2 separate regions of the Homo sapiens genome follow, and region 2 is linked to region 1. A link is a loop called in an ENCODE intact Hi-C map of the cell type or tissue named here. Cell type or tissue: B cell. All regions are shown on one strand. Each heading gives the region's core, and the rest is flanking DNA. Links, peaks and the distances in the headings are about the cores only.

Evidence for each region. Hi-C counts contacts between places; a loop is a spot of excess contacts. Peaks named below come from ENCODE experiments on the same cell type or tissue, not always from the same donor. Only the 100,000 strongest peaks of a DNase experiment are listed, where the experiment ranks them.
Region 2: it touches region 1 in a loop (5-fold over the local background); 10 of 110 quality-filtered maps call a loop at or near these places.

Annotation. Positions count from the first base shown.
Region 1 is chr19:58,094,127-58,102,585 of GRCh38, reverse strand. It overlaps ZSCAN18 (zinc finger and SCAN domain containing 18), which reads left to right and starts at 4,355. Exons shown (of 7, transcript NM_001145543.2): 1 at 4,355-4,412. In B cell, for the core only: no CTCF peak of the experiment used is centred there; DNase peaks (open chromatin) are centred at 4,205, 4,935 and 5,636; H3K4me3 peaks cover 1,687 bases; H3K27ac peaks cover 2,304 bases.
Region 2 is chr19:58,017,526-58,024,045 of GRCh38, reverse strand. It overlaps the pseudogene VN2R19P. Among named protein-coding and RNA genes, the nearest start is that of ZSCAN1, 13 kb to the left of the region's middle. In B cell, for the core only: a CTCF peak has its summit at 1,980 (motif pointing left); a DNase peak (open chromatin) is centred at 1,955; H3K27me3 peaks cover 272 bases.

The DNA.
Region 1 (8,459 bases), core at 1,549-6,548:
TATAGCCTGTGTCAGCCATAATTGTTATTTTATTGCAAGATTTTTAAAGTTCATAATGTGGGGGGAAGCCAAACAGCACAGAAGAGTATATGGTTTGTTTGTTTGTTTGTTTGTTTGTTTGTTTTGAGATGGAGTCTTGCTCTGTCGCCCAGGCTGGAGTGCAGTTGCGTGATCTTGGCTCTCTGCAAGCTCTGCCTCCCGGGTTCACACCATTCTCCTGCCTCAGCCTCCCTAGTAGCTGGGACTACAGGCGCCCGCCACCATGCCCGGCTAATTTTTTTGTATTTTCTTGGTAGAGACAGGGTTTCACCGTGTTAGCCAGGATGGTCTCAATCTCCTGACCTCGTGAGCAGCCCACCTCGGCCTCCCAAATTGCTGGGATTACAGGCGTGAACCACTGCGCCCGGCTGAGTATATGGGGTTTTTTAGTAAGCTGCCTAAACAGGGAAAAGTCACCGTCCTTATGGAGCTTCTACTCTAGCTTTTATACTGAAATACCTTTTGGTCAGTAATCGTGTGTGTGTGTATGCATGTGTGCATTTTGAGGCTTTTATTTATAAAAGAAAACATAATATGCCTGGAAGCTAATAGGTGCTCATTTAAGTGTGTGATCTCTGGCTGCTTAGAAGGCCTATATAGGAAACTCAACCCTAATTAAAGAAAAAAGTTATGTGAAATTACATGAACACACTGGTGCAGGACCATGTAAATATTAGCAGCATGGTTAGGAGTGAGATTCTGTCTCAAAAAACAAAGAAAAAAAAAAGGCTGGGTGCGGTGGCTCACACCTGTAATCCTAGCACTTTGGGAGGCCAAGGTGGGCGAATCACCTGAGGTCAAGAGTTTGAGACCAGCCTGGTCAACATGGTGAAACCCCGTCTCTACTAAAAATACAAAAATTAGCCAGGCATGGTAGCACATACCTGTAATCCCAGCTACTCAGGAGGCTGAGGCAGAAGAACCACTTGAACCCAGGAGGCAGAGTTTACAGTGAGCTGAAATTGCATCACTGCACTCCAACCTGGGTGACAGAGCAAGACTCTGTCTCAAAAAAAAAAAAAAAAAAGAAGAAGATAAAGTATATGGGAAAGCACAAGACTTGGAATAGTTAAAATAACTTTGAAAAAGAAAAAAAGTGGCCGGGCGCAGTGGCTCATGCCTGTAATCCCAGCACTTTGGGAGGCCAAGGCGGGTGGATCATGAGGTCAGGAGATCGAGACCATCCTGGCTAACATGGTGAAACCCTGTCTCTACTAAAAATACAAAAAAAAAAAAAAAAAAAAAAATTAGCTGGGCATGGTGGCGGGCGCCTGTAGTCCCAGCTATTCGGGAGGCTGAGGCAGGAGAATGGCGTGAACCCGGGAGGTGGAGCTTGCGGTGAGCCGAGATCGCGCCACTGCGCTCCAGCCTGGGCAACTGAGCAAGACTCTGTCTCAAAAAAAAAAAAAAAAAAAAAAAAAGTGGGAGGAATAACTGCACCTGATGTTGTTACTCTGTAGCCGTGGTAACCCAATGTGGTATTGGCAGACACATAGATCAGTGGAACGGAATCGAGAACCCGGAAATAGACCTGCAAAGATATTCCTGACTGATTTTTTAAGGAGCAAAAGCTATTCAATGCAGGAAAGATAGCCTTTTCCAGATGGTGCAAGAACAATTGGCCATCTGTGGTGTAATAAAACCTACATTTCATCTTTTTTCTTTTTTTTTTTAGATGGAGTTTTGCTCTTTTGCCCAGGCTGGAGTGCAGTGGTGCGATCTCAACTCACTGCAGCCCCTGCCTTCCAGTTTCAAGCTGCCTCAGCCTCTCGAGCAGCTGCAATTACAGGCACCTGCCACCATGCCTGGCTAATTTTTGTATTTTTAGTAGAGCCAGGGTTTCACCATGTTGACCTCGTGATCCGCCCGCTGGCCTCCTAGAGTGCTGGGATTACAGGCATGAGCCACCGCGCCTGGCCCTTACATTTGATCTTTATCCCTGGTTCCTGGCACAGAGCTAAAAGCCTTGGAATTTTGTGAATAATAGGAATAGGGTTTGCAATTCATAAGGAGCCCGTTTCGACCACACCTGAGTTTATGCTAATGAGGTGACTCCAGTGGGACCCATAGATATCTTCAGGATGGGGATAGTCACCTTAAAGAAGGTATGGACCCTCTCTCTGCCCCACGATTGAGAGAGCTGGGTTGGTGAACACATCTGAGTGCTGGGAGGATGGCTCACCCAGACGGTACATGGATGCACTGCACCTTCAGTGCCCCTGACCAGACCTTAGCTGTGCATCTCTTCCATTTGGCAGTTCCTGAGTTATATCCATTAAAATAAACTGGAAAGACTGGGCATGGTGGCTCATGCCTGTAATCCCAGCACTTTGGGAGGCCATGGTGGGAGGATTGCTTGAGCCCGGGGGTCTGAGACCAGCCTTAGCATTATAGTGAGACCCCATCTCTTAAAAAAAAAAATTAGCTGGGTATGGTAGCGCACACCTGTAGTTCCAGCTACTCGGGAGGCTGAGGTGAGGATCACTTGAGCCTGGAAGGTCAAGGCTGCAGTGATTCATGATGGCACCACTGCACTCTAGCCTCAGTGACAGAGTGAGACCTTGTCTCAAAAAAAAAAAAAACATAGCTTTCAAAACTGAGCAATTTTTTTAAAAATTAGAAAATGGGCAAAAGATACGAACAGATACTTTAATGAAGAGGGTATACAAATGCCAAAAAAATCATTAAAGTGTGCTCAAACTTGTTAGCAATTAAGGGAAATGCAAATTGAAACCACAATGATATATCAGTACATACCTATCAGAATGGCCAAAATAAAAAATAGCAAAACACAAATGCTGATAAAAATGTGAAGTGGATTCACACATTCATTGGTGGTGGGAGTGTAAAATGGTCCAGCTACTCTGCATGAGAGTGTGGCAGCTTCTTACAACACTAATAAGCACGTGTTCATTGTGTGACCTAGAAACTGCACTCTTGGGCTTTTATCCCAGAAAAGTGAAAACTTACGTTCACAGAAAAATCTGTACACGAATGTTCATAGCAGCTTTATTTTTAATAGCAAAATACTTAAAACGATCCTAATATCTCTCAGTGGGAGAAGGTTTAAACTGCTATATACCATAGAATACTACTTCTCAATAAAATGGAATGAACTGTTGATACATACTACTTCAATGCCTCTCAAAGGAATTATGTTCAGTGAAAAAGCCAATCTGAAGAGGCCACATACTGTATGATCCCACTTATATGACACTGTGAAGGCAAAATTGTAGCAGTGGACTACTTAGATTAGCTGTTCCTGGGGTTATGGGTGGGGAGGGAGTGACTACCAAGAGGCAGCAGGAGGATTTTTGGGCAGTGGAGCTATTCTTTGTCCCGAGTTTGTTGGTGGATATGAGTTAAAATTCATAAAACTGAATACCAAAATGTGTGGTGTATGTAAATTTAAAATATATAAACTGTTCAGATATACATTTTAAAAATCAGTTCACACAAAAACGACCAAAATGGCATCCTCATAAGCGCCTCTATCTGGAAAACTGAAATGGGAAGCAGCTCCTGGCCCTATCCTGCCTTCCAGGGGGGCTACATTTATATGGGGCTTTGCCAAAGCCCTCACCCCAGCTGCCACTCACATTTCCCTCATTTCAGCAGCTCCTGAATCCCTGGGGTGGGTAATCTTTGAGTTCTATCCACTCCTTGAAACTGTAGAACCCATTTTAGCGCATCAGTGTCTCTGGGTCTCCACCTCTTGTCTCCCCAGTACTGGGTCTGCTGGTCCCTGTCTCTGTATCTCTGTCCAGATCTGTCTCAGCCTCGAGTGCTCCTTTTCTCTGGGTCTCTCTCTTTTCCTGAGCCTGAGCTGGTCTCTTTCTTTTCTTGAGCCCATGCTGGTCTTTCCCTTTCTTGATCCTGGGCTGGTCTCCCTCCTTTCTTAACCGTGAGCTGGTCTCTCCCTTTCCGTGTCCGACTCTGTACATCTCTGTTTCGGGGACCCCAGGGCGTCTTGGTCTGCCCCCGAGCGTCTGTGGGCCTTCATGCTTCTCTCCCTCCCGGTCTGCGCGTCTTTTTGTCTTTGTTTCTCCGTTTCTCACCGTCTTTGTTTCTCCGGGTCTCTGGCTGTCAGGGGTCTATTATTTACCCGCTTGTTTACTTCGTTGCCATGGTGCCCAAAATGACGCAGGCGCCGGAGTGGGCGGGACGCCGGGAGGCCACACTCGCGTCTGATTGGCCATGCGCACTGTCACCTGTCACGGCTCCCTTGCTCGCCCCGGTGCGCGGCACAGCCTCGCGGCATTGTGGGAGTCGTAGTCCGCGGTGAGGCCCAGTGCGCAGGCGCAGTTTGCCGGCCGCCATCGCGCACTGGGGCTCCGGGCGGCTGGGACCGGCCTGGGGTAGCTGCGCAGCAGGTGGGTCGGTCCCGGGGATGCAGCGCGGGGGTCAGAGAGCGACCCCAACAGGGTAGACGGTGAGGACGCCTCAGTGGGCAGCGTTAGGGAAAGGGGCCAGGGTGTTCCCGGGGTTGGGGTGCGAGCCCCCGCTGTGCGTCCAGGAGGCCGAGGGTCTGGCATCCCTTCGCGTGGAGTGCGGGGCAGGGGCCGGGTCCCCCCGGAGGTGGCTGAGATCCAGATCGGTGAGGGGCCCTGCAGGCAGGTAGGGAACTAGTGCAACCCCCACCCCGTGTAGGCTCGTGGAGGGGAGGCGCTTAGGGCACCCTGTGGGTGGGAGAACAGGAAGGGGCGGCTCCTGATGGGGGAGAGATGAGGGAGGGGGAGGCTCCTGATGGGGGAGAAAGGGGGGAGGGGAAGGCTCCTGAGGGGGGCGAAAAGGGGGAGGGGGAGGCTCCTGAGTGGGGAAGAGAAGGGAGGGGGAGGCTCCTGAAGGGAAGAGGAGGGGAGGAAGTGGGGGCTGAGGGTGTGAGGATGTGAGGGTGTCCGTGGTGGGGGGACGCTGGGCAGGCTGTGGCCCCAGGGGCTGGAGCAGGGAAGGGATGGAGGGTGCGGGGACCAAAGGGGTGCCTAGAATGGGCATTGTCTCTGCTGCCCCCACCCTTGGAATATCTCGCCTCTCCCCAGTCACCTGGGGGTGGGTTCTGTTTGAGTTAGGTGTCTGCGCCCACCCCGGAGACCTCTCTCGTGGAAGAGGCAAGAGTGGGTGTACTGGCTTCGGTCCTGACCCAGGGGGTTGGGGTGGGGGCCTGACTCACCCTCCCATCACTCCTTCCCCATTTCCTTTCTCTCACCCTCCTGGGCTCCTTCCTTTTCCCAATCCCCCTCTACCCCCGTCCAGACTATCTGGCTTTCCCTGCTCTTGCTCCTTCCTCTCCTGTCTTCTCTCTCCCTGCTACCTTCCCTCCCCGCTTCCCCCATTTCTGTCTGCCCTCCTTCCACTTTCCCATATATTCGCCTGTGTCCTTGCTGACTCCTGGGCGAGGCTGAGTGGCACAGTCACTTGGTTCCATGTCACCTCCTCGGTTCCATTTCACTTCCCCCATCCCATCATGTCCTGCGGATGGTTTCCTGCCCTGGAGTCAGAGCGGGACCACGTGTCGCATCGAGTTGCTGTTTTCTGTGCATGATGCTTGAATCTGTGACTTCCTGGGTATTTCTGGCCTCGGGTTTTCGGGGAGCCTAGGCCAGTTGCGCAGGACATCTCTCTGGTTCTGTCTGTCCTGGCGAGTGGATCAGGGACCACAAAAGGCAGCTGAGATGTGAACGACGACCCTTACTCCATGTTTTTTCATTCTTTTAAAAGCACTTTTACCCCTTTTTATAATGAGTAAGTGATCTGTGGATGAAGCCAGGGCAGACCCTGGGAATATCCGGCGACCCATCAACAACCACATCCCATGCATTGAGCTTCCCTGGCTGATCCTCAGGCCTGTGGCTGTGGGGTGGTTTGCTAGACCCTGCCGATGAGTGTGGTGGGATGGAGAGCTGCGATGAATATTCCTCAGGTGGCCAGGGCTGGGCCCACGGAGGGCCAAACCAGGCTTGAGCTCTGCTCAGCCCAGGATGAAGGGGATTTGCTGCAGGACTCTGGAGACCCACCAGGCTTGGGACCCCTCAGCTCAGCCACCCCTCACCCACCGTGGAGCTCTCTGCCTCAGCTTCTGTATTCCAGGCCTCTGGGTGCAGCAAAGCCTACAGGACTGGCTCAAGACTTGTGCAGATTGCTTCATTTGCTGAGGCTGGGGGGCTGGGCTCCAGGAAAATCCCATCTGAGGCAAATCCTGGACAGTCCCAAGATTAGGGGAGGGAGGTTTGCCCAGTGACCAAGCCAGACTCCAACGAGGTGTGGCCTCATTCAAGCAGGCTGTGGCAGGAAAGGGTCCCAGTGGTATCTCTATTTTGTTTGTTTGTGAGACACGGGCTCATTCTGTCGCCCAGGCTGGAGTGCAGTGGCCAATCACAGCCTCCAACTCCTGGGCTCAAGCAGTCCTCCTGCTTAAGACTCCCCAGGCTCTGAGATTATAGATGTACGCTGCCGCACCTGCCCCGGTGAGATCTCTGAGAGTCCTCTTGACAGTGTGGCCAGGAATGGGGCTGAAGGAGGCAAGAAGACACAGGGCCAGAGATTTCTGGAGGCTCTTGAGATGGCCTCATCCTCCTGGCTGTGAGCATCAGGGTCCCAGTAGGAAGGGAGATGAACAGGGAGAGGCTGTTTTCACAGGAGGCAGCAGCTTCCTTGGAGTTGGGCGTTTTAGGAGACCCCTGGTTCCATGGAAGCTTCTGCTTTGCAGGTGAATGGAGGAAGTGGAGGCAGAGGTGGCTTCCCAGAGAGGCTCACAACTTGTAATGCTGAGGGGGAAGGGCACAGAGGCGAGGAGCTCCCGTTCCTGTCCCCAGGGGCTGACATGTGTCCCCCACTGTCTTGGCCAGTGACCCAGCCGGAGGGTGTCCCGTCCTCCCCACGTCATCCCGCCCCTGCCAATGGCCGAGGACCCTTGCTCATTCTACCTAGACCCCGATGCCTCCACCATGCTCAGAGCTGGGAAGTTGGAGCAGGAGGAGAGGGGCTGGGGGAGCTGGCTGGGATCTGCCCACTGTGGAGGCCATGAGGGCTAGAGGGGAGGGCCGGCAGGAGGCCTCTTAAAGGGCAGGCTTATGGGCCTGGACGGGGAAGGATGAGTGGCAGCGTCACTTTGCAGGTGGGGTCCCAGCCTTAGTGATTGCCTGCCTCGTGCCTCTATTTCCCACTTGCACCTTGGGGCTGCATGTGGTTCCTACCCCTCTGGGATTGTGAGGTTCTGATGAGGGAAGGTTCTGTGCACACACATTATGGAGCTCACAGTTTGTTTTGTGGAGACAGGTTCTCTGCAAGGTGAACAAGCCTCTGGCGTCCTAAGAAAGCCAAAATTACATGCCTGCAGGACCACACCTCTGTCCATGCACCAAGTAGAGCTCTGTGCCTCCATTGCCAGGGGGTAGAGCTGGCGTCACGCCTCCCATCAGGAGAGGCTCCAGAACAGGGGTTAGCGTACCCACCTGCAGGCCAGCAGTGACCTGTTTTGTTTGTATTCATTAGAGACAGGATCTTGCTGTGTCGCTTATGCTGGAGTACAGTGGCACAAACATAGCTCACTGCAGCCTCCAACTCCTGGGATTAAGGGGTCCTCCCACATTAGCCTCCCATGTAGCTGGGACCACAGGTGTGTGCCACCACGCCTGGCTAATTTTTTTTTTTTTTTTTTTTTTTTTTTTTTGCGACAGGGTCTCACTCTGTTACCCAGGCTGCAATGTGGTGTTGTGATCACAGCTCACTGAAGCCTTGACCTCCTGGGTTCAGGTGATCCTCCAACCTCAGTCTCCAGAGTAGCTGGGACCACAGGCATGCACCACTGTGCCTAGCTAATTTTTCTATTTTTTGTAGAGATGAAGTTTTGGTATGTTGCCCAGGCTGTTCTTGAGCTCCTGGGCTCAAGCTGTCCACCTACCGTGGCCTCCCAAAGTGCTGGGATTACAGGTGTGAGCCACCACACCTGGCCACCTGTTTTTGTAAATGAAGATGCATAAGAACATGCCAAACCTGTGGGTACGCACAGGGCTCTGGTTGCTTACTTGCCACGAGGCAGAGTTGAGTAGTTGAAACTGAGACTGTCTGGCCCTTTATATCTGCTATTCTCTGTTCCTGGAGGATGAATAAGAGGATGTATTTCTTTTTTTTTTTTTTGAGACAGAGTCTCACTCTGTCGCTCAGGCTGGAGTGCAGTGGCGCGATCTCGGCTCACTGCAAGCTCCGCCTGCCGGGTTCACACCATTCTCCTGCCTCGGCCTCCTGAGTAGCTGGGACTACGGGCGCCTGCCACCATGCCTGGCTAATTATTATTATTTTTTTTTTTGTATTTTTAGTAGAGATGGGGTTTCACGGTGTTAGCCAGGATGGTCTCGATCTCCTGACCTCGTGATCTGCCTGCCTTGGCCTCCTAAAGGAGAGGATGTATTTCTAATCCCAAG
Region 2 (6,520 bases), core at 1-5,000, 77 kb after region 1:
CCACGTTGCAGCCTGTGTCAGAGCGTCGTTCCCTTCTATTGATTAATTTTCCATCATAGGCTGGGTATAGTGGCCCTGTGGGAGGCCAAGGTGGGAGGATTGCTTGATGTCAAGAGGTCAAGACCAGCCTGGGCAACATAGGGAGACTCCATTTCTACAGGAAAAAAAAAAAAAAATTAGTGGCATGCAGCTGTAGTCCTGGGTACTCAGAAGGCTGAGGCAGGAGAATCACTTGAGTCGGGGGGCGGGGGGGGTGGGTCAAGGGTGCAGTGAGCTATAATCGTACCACTATAATCCAGCTTGGGCAACAGTGCAAGACCCTGTCTTAAAAATCCGTTGTATGAATAGAGCATGTCGTGTGTATCCATTTATTAGTTGATGTATATTTGAACTGTTTCCATTTTGGGCCTACTGTGAATAGGGCTGCTATGAACATTTATGTATCCGTTTTTGTGTGTATGTTCAGTGTGTTTTCAATTCTCTTGGTTGTATGGGTAGAATTTCTGGGCCAAATGTTCATGCTATGATTAACTATCTGAGGAGCTGCTGGAGTGTTTTCCAAAGCAGCGCACCATTTTACATTCCCACCAGCATTGTATGACGAGTCCAATTTAATAGATTCATGTTCCACTGAGAAACCTGTAAATTTGGGTTTACAGGATTCCTCTGCCCTTGAACGCCTTAAATTTGCAAAGTTTGCTGGCCTGCTGGGGGAGAGGCCTGCCTTCCTACCTGTGAAGCAGGGGGCCCTGTAAATCACAGAACAGGTTGGAAGGGTTTTCCTGGGGCGGTGTGAATGTTGGGGCCACAAAGAAAGCTCACCCCTTCACCCCTTACTCCTTCAGGGTGGGTTGTCATGTATTGGGGAGTTTATTCTGAGGTGTGACACTTCAGGTATGGGCTTGATCGTACGATCAATTTAGTCCAGTCCTATCCTGATAAAAAGGAGAGTTGATTTCTATAGAACCTCTGCAAATAACCGCATAGCTATTCTAGGTGCTTTTAACCCCAAAGTATCAAGCCAGGCTGATTTTTTTCCAAGAATTCACCTTGATTACTTCCCACTTGGATTCTTACATAAAATGCTTCTGAACTAGAAGTTTCTATATGTAGACTTTCTTTTCTTTCCTTTTAATTCAAGCACATTTAAAGGATTAGAGACTCAATTTTTTTTTTCCTTTTTGAATTTTTTTGAGACGAAGTCTGACTCTTGTCGCCCAGGCTGGAGTGCGGTGGTGCGATCTCGGCTCACTGCAACCTCTGCCCCCTGGGTTCAAGCAATTCTCCTGTCTCAGCCTCCCAAGTAGCTGGGACCACAGGTGCCCGCCGCCATGACCGGCTAATTTTTGTATTTTTAGTAGAGATGGGGTTTCACTATGTTGCCCAGTCTGGTCTCAAACTCCTGACCTCAGGTGATCCACCCGCCTCAGCCTCCCAAAGTGCTGGAATTACAGGCGTGAGACACTGCGCCTGGCCTTTTTTAAAACAAAACAAAACAAAACAAAACAAAACTCTCCCTGTGTTGCCCAGGCTGGCCTGCAACTCCTGGGCTTGTGATCCACCTCAGCCTCCCAGTGTTGGGTTTACAGGCATGAGCCACTGCGTGCAGCTGCAACTGCATTTCTTGACTGCAGCTCAAGAAGCTGTTTTCCTGTACCTGTAGGGTTGCCAGATAAAACAGTACCCCCAGTGAAATTTGGTTTTCAGATAAACAATGAATAGTCCTTTTTAGTAGAATTTGGTCCCAAATATTGCACAGGACATACAAGACATACTTATGCTAAAATATTAGATGAATTTATCTGAAATTTAAACTTAATTGGGTATCCTGTTTTTTTATTTTCAAATCTGTTAGCTCTACCTGTTGCGTCAGCCTTATGGGTCTGTGTAAACCAATCAGACCAGAGCACCGTTCCGTTCAGACCCCATAACCTTTGCATAGCCTATTTCCTTACTACCCTCTGGCGGTAGGAGAATGTTTTGCACCCACACGAGGAGCGTGTTAAAGTCTCTGATCCAACAGACCCCAGAGACCGAGCAGTTTCATCCTGTGCCTCAGCCACAGGTCAGAAGCAAACACAGACACAAAACCTCGTTGACCCCGATTTCATAGAACTTTATCTTCCGGGGCACGAAGAGTAGTCTCTTCATTGGCAAATCGACAAGCAGGCAAAAACTGACAAAGATCACAGCGTGGCCAAACAACACAAGTAGGTTCCGAGTCATTGCCACTGCCAGTGAAGAACTGTCCGTCCGCGCTGTGTGAACCGTAACTAGAATCCGAACCCCAGGCCCGGCATGGTGGCTCCAGCCTGTAACCCCAGAGTTGTCCACGCTGTGGAAACCGGAACTAGAGTCCGAATCCCAGGCCCCGCACGGTGGCTCCAGCCTGTAGCCCCAGAGTTGTCGGCGCTGTGCAAACCGGAACTAGAATCGGATCCCCAGGCCTGCTGAGGCAGGAGGATCACGTGAGCCCAGGAATTTTAAGACCAGGCTGGGAAACATAGACCCCATCTCTACAAAATAATTTTTTTTAACTGGGGGTGGTGGGTGGTGCACATCTGTAGTCCCCTGAGGCAGGAAGATCTCTTGAGCCCAGTAGGTGGAGGATGTAGTGAGCTGTGTTCCTGCCACTGCACTCTAGCCTGGGTGACAGTAAAACCCTGTCTCAAAAAAAACAAACAAAAACCCAGCTTGGCAAAGGAGCAGAAACGTAAGTTTGAAGTGGGCAAAACGAGAGGAATGAACATTAAGTTCAATTATTCCTTGGGGCTGGGTGCTGCGGCTTACAACTGTAATCCCAGCACTCTGGGAGGCTGAGGCAGGCCGATCACGTGAGGTCAGGAGTTTGAGACCAGCCTGGCCTCAAGTGATCTGCCCACTTCTGCCTCCCAAGGTGCTGGGATTACAGGTGTGAGCCACCACATCTGGCCTTTTTCTTTCTTCCTTTCCTTTTCTCCTTTTTTTTTTTTTCTGTGCCTGCTTGGCTCGCTCTCTCTCCCCTCCTCCATCCCTCCCTCCCTCCCTCCCTCCTCTCCCTCCCTCCCTCCCTTCTTCCCTTCCTGCCTGCCTTCCCTCCTGTTTCTCTGTCTGACTCTGTCTCTCTGTCTCTGTCTCTGTCTGTCTCTGTCTGTCTCTTCCTCTGTGTGTCTCTGTGTCTGTCTCTCTCTCTCTCTCTCTGTGTGTGTGTCTCTCTTTCTGTGTGTGTCTCTTTAGAGTAGGGGGTCATACTGTGTTGCCCAAGCTAGTCTCGACCTCCTGGGCTCTAGCAGTCCTCCCACCTTGGCCTCCCAAAGCCCTGGGATGTACGTGAGCCACCATGCCCAGACTTATGTGGGAATTTTTTTTTTTTTTTGAGACGGAGTCTCATTCTGTCACCCAGGCTAGGGTGCAGTGGTGCGATTTCGGCTCGCTGCAACCTCGGCCTCCAGGGTTCAAGCGATTCTCCTGCCTCAGCCTACCAAGTAGCTGGGATTACAGGCACCCACCATCATGCCTGGCTAATTTTTGTATTTTTAGTAGAGATGGGGTTTCACTATGTTGTTGGCCAGGCTGGTCTTGAACTCCTGACCTCAAGTGATCTGCCCGCCTTGGCCTCTCAGTGCTGTGATTATAGGTGTGAGCTTTCAGTGACAAAATTGGGGGACACACCCAGGGCCACCAGGGACGTGTGGGTCAACCTGGCTTTCTTTTGAACCTGGTGGTCAGCAGGTGCCTGAGCTGCTCCTCACCCCTCCCCATTGCCCTGGCCTCTTCCTGCACAGGTCAGCCCCTCCTCCACACTGGCCAGCCTCAGCGACAGGACCCAGTTCCCATCCTTCTTTCAGACCCTGCTCAGTCACCTCACGACCACCCATGCAGTGGTGCAGCTGATGCTTCACTTCCGATGGTCTTGGGTGAGCGTCCTGGCGCAGGGGGACGACTTTGAGCTGCAGGGCAGGTCTCTGGTCGTCCAGGAGCTGGGCCAGGCTGGGGTCTGCATTGAATTCCAACTCTGCATCCCCACCCGGGAGTCCCTGAAGATGAAAAACATCATCTGGCTGATGGAGAACTGTACGGCCACCATCATCCTGGTTTTCCTTAACAGCTAGCACTTCAGACTCATCCTGCAGTGCCTGGCAGGCCGAGGCATCCTGGGCCAGGTCTGTGTCAGCTGGGACACTCTGCACATGGCGCTGGTCCTGACTGTGCCAGTGCCTTCTGGGTTCTGCAGGGCTCATTCAGCCTCCTGCTTTGCAACAGCCAGCCCCCCGACTTCCCTGCGCCTTGCCAGGACCCCAGAAGACATGTTCATATGGAGATTCTGGGAGGTCACCTTCAAGTGCACATAGCCCCATAGCAGCTGGGGGCCAGCAGGGAAAAGCACAGCGGCTGCAGGAGTCCAGTTCTGCTCAGGAAATGAGAGTCTGAGGGTTGAGCACTACCCTTTCCAGAAGGAAAGCAAAGTACACATCGCCTACACAGTGGTCTATGCCATCGCCCAGGCCCTGGCAGGCTGCAAGCATGGGGACCAGGGGTGTGCCGATGCCTGGGACTTCCAGCCCTGGCTGGTGAGAGGCGAACGTGTGGAGTGGGGCTGAGCATGGTGGCTCACGCCTGTAGTCCCAGTACTTTGGGAGACCAATGTGGGAGGATCATTCGAGCCCAGGAGTTCAAGATCAGCCAGGGAAACACAGTAAGACACTGAATCTACAAAAAAATTTTTAAATCAGCCAAGCATGGGCTGGGCACAGTGGCTCACGCCTGTAACCCCCACATTTTGGGAGGCAGAGGCAGGTGGATTACGAGGTCAGGAGATCTCGAGACCATCCTGGCTAACACAGTGAAACCCCATCTCTGCTAAAAATACAAAAAATTAGCCAGGCGTGATGGTGGGCGCCTGTAGTCCCAGCTACTCAGGAGGCTGAGGTAGGAGAATTCCTTCAACCTGGGAGGGCAGAGCTTGCAGTGAGCCGAGATTACACCACTGCACTCCAGCCTGGGTGACAGAGCGAGACTATCTTTAAAAAAAAAAAAGTCGTGATGGTGCACGCCTCTAGTCACAACTACTTGGAAGGCTCAGGTGTGAGGATCGCTTGAGCCCAGGAGGTTGAAGCTACAGCAAGCCATGATGGTGCCACTGCACTCCAGCCTGGGCAACAGAGTAAGACCTTGTCTCAAAAACAAACTGTGGAGTAGATGATTCAGGGAAGGGGAGACAGCAGGAAACTCACTTGGTCTCCTGGTGGGGAGGACAGGGGCAGTGCTCCTCAGTGAGGATATCTTGTATTCACAGCCCTAAGCCACATCTTAGCAGGAGCACTGGACGAAGATTTTTTTTTTTTTGAGACGGAGTTTCGCTCTGTCCAGGCTGGAGTGCAATGGTGTGATCTCAGCTAACTGCAACCTCTGCCTCCTGGGTTCAAGCAATTCTTCTGCCTCAGCCTTCTGAGTAGCTGGGATTATAGGCATGTGCCATCACGCCTGGCTAATTTTGTATTTTTAGTAGAGATGGGGTTTCACCATGTTGGTCAGGCTGGTTTTGAATTCCTGACCTCAGATGATTTGCCCACCTTGGCCTCCCAAAGTGCTAGGATTACAGGCATGAGCCACCGTGCCGGGCTGAGGAATTTTTTGTTTTGTTTTGTGTTAAGACAGTGCCTTGCTTTGTTGTTCAAGCTGGAATACAGTGATGCATTCACAGCTCACTGCAGTCTCAACCTCCTGGGCTCAAGCGATCCTTCAGCCTCCCGAGTAGCTGGGACTACAAGCATGCACCACCACGCCCAGCTAATTTTTGTATTTTCACCATGATGCCCAGGCTGGTCTCAAACTTCTGGGCTCAAGCGATCTGTCCACTTTGGGGTAAGTGTTGGGATCACAGGCATAAGCTACCATGCCTGGCCAGGATGAGGGGTCTTAAGTCCATGCTAGGTTTGTGACTGAGGGATCAGGATGTCTAGGTGTTCAGGGACTGACCTGTGTAGGTCCCGCCAGGATTTTACTCCACTTGGAGTGTGATGGGAAGGCCAAGGAGGAAGTGTTTGCTCAGACGGAATCCCTGGAGCAGGGGCCACACTGTGGCTTTTGTGCGTTCCTTCCTCCGTGGAAAAAAAAATTCTTAATTCAATTTTACCATTGCCTTGGTCTAAAGATGAATATATCCTGGGTTGGACTCATTATTATATGTTCATTATTACTTTTTTTTGAGACAGAGTCTTGCTCTGTCGCCCAGGCTGGAGCGTAGTGGCATGATCTTGGCTCACTGCAACCTCCGTCTCCCGGGTTCAAGTGACTCTTCTGCCTCAGCTTCCTGAGTGGCTGGGATTACAGGCGTGAGCCACCACGCCTGGCTAATTTTTGTATTTTTGGTAGGGACGGCATTTCACCATATTGGTCAGGCTGGTCTTGAGCTCCTGACCTCGTGATCTGCCTGCCTCGGCCTCCCAAAGTGCTGGGACCACAGGCTTGAGCCACCGTGCATGGCCCATTAATTACTTTTTAATTTTTTTCTTTGCTTTTACAAGCAGTTAACATTAGA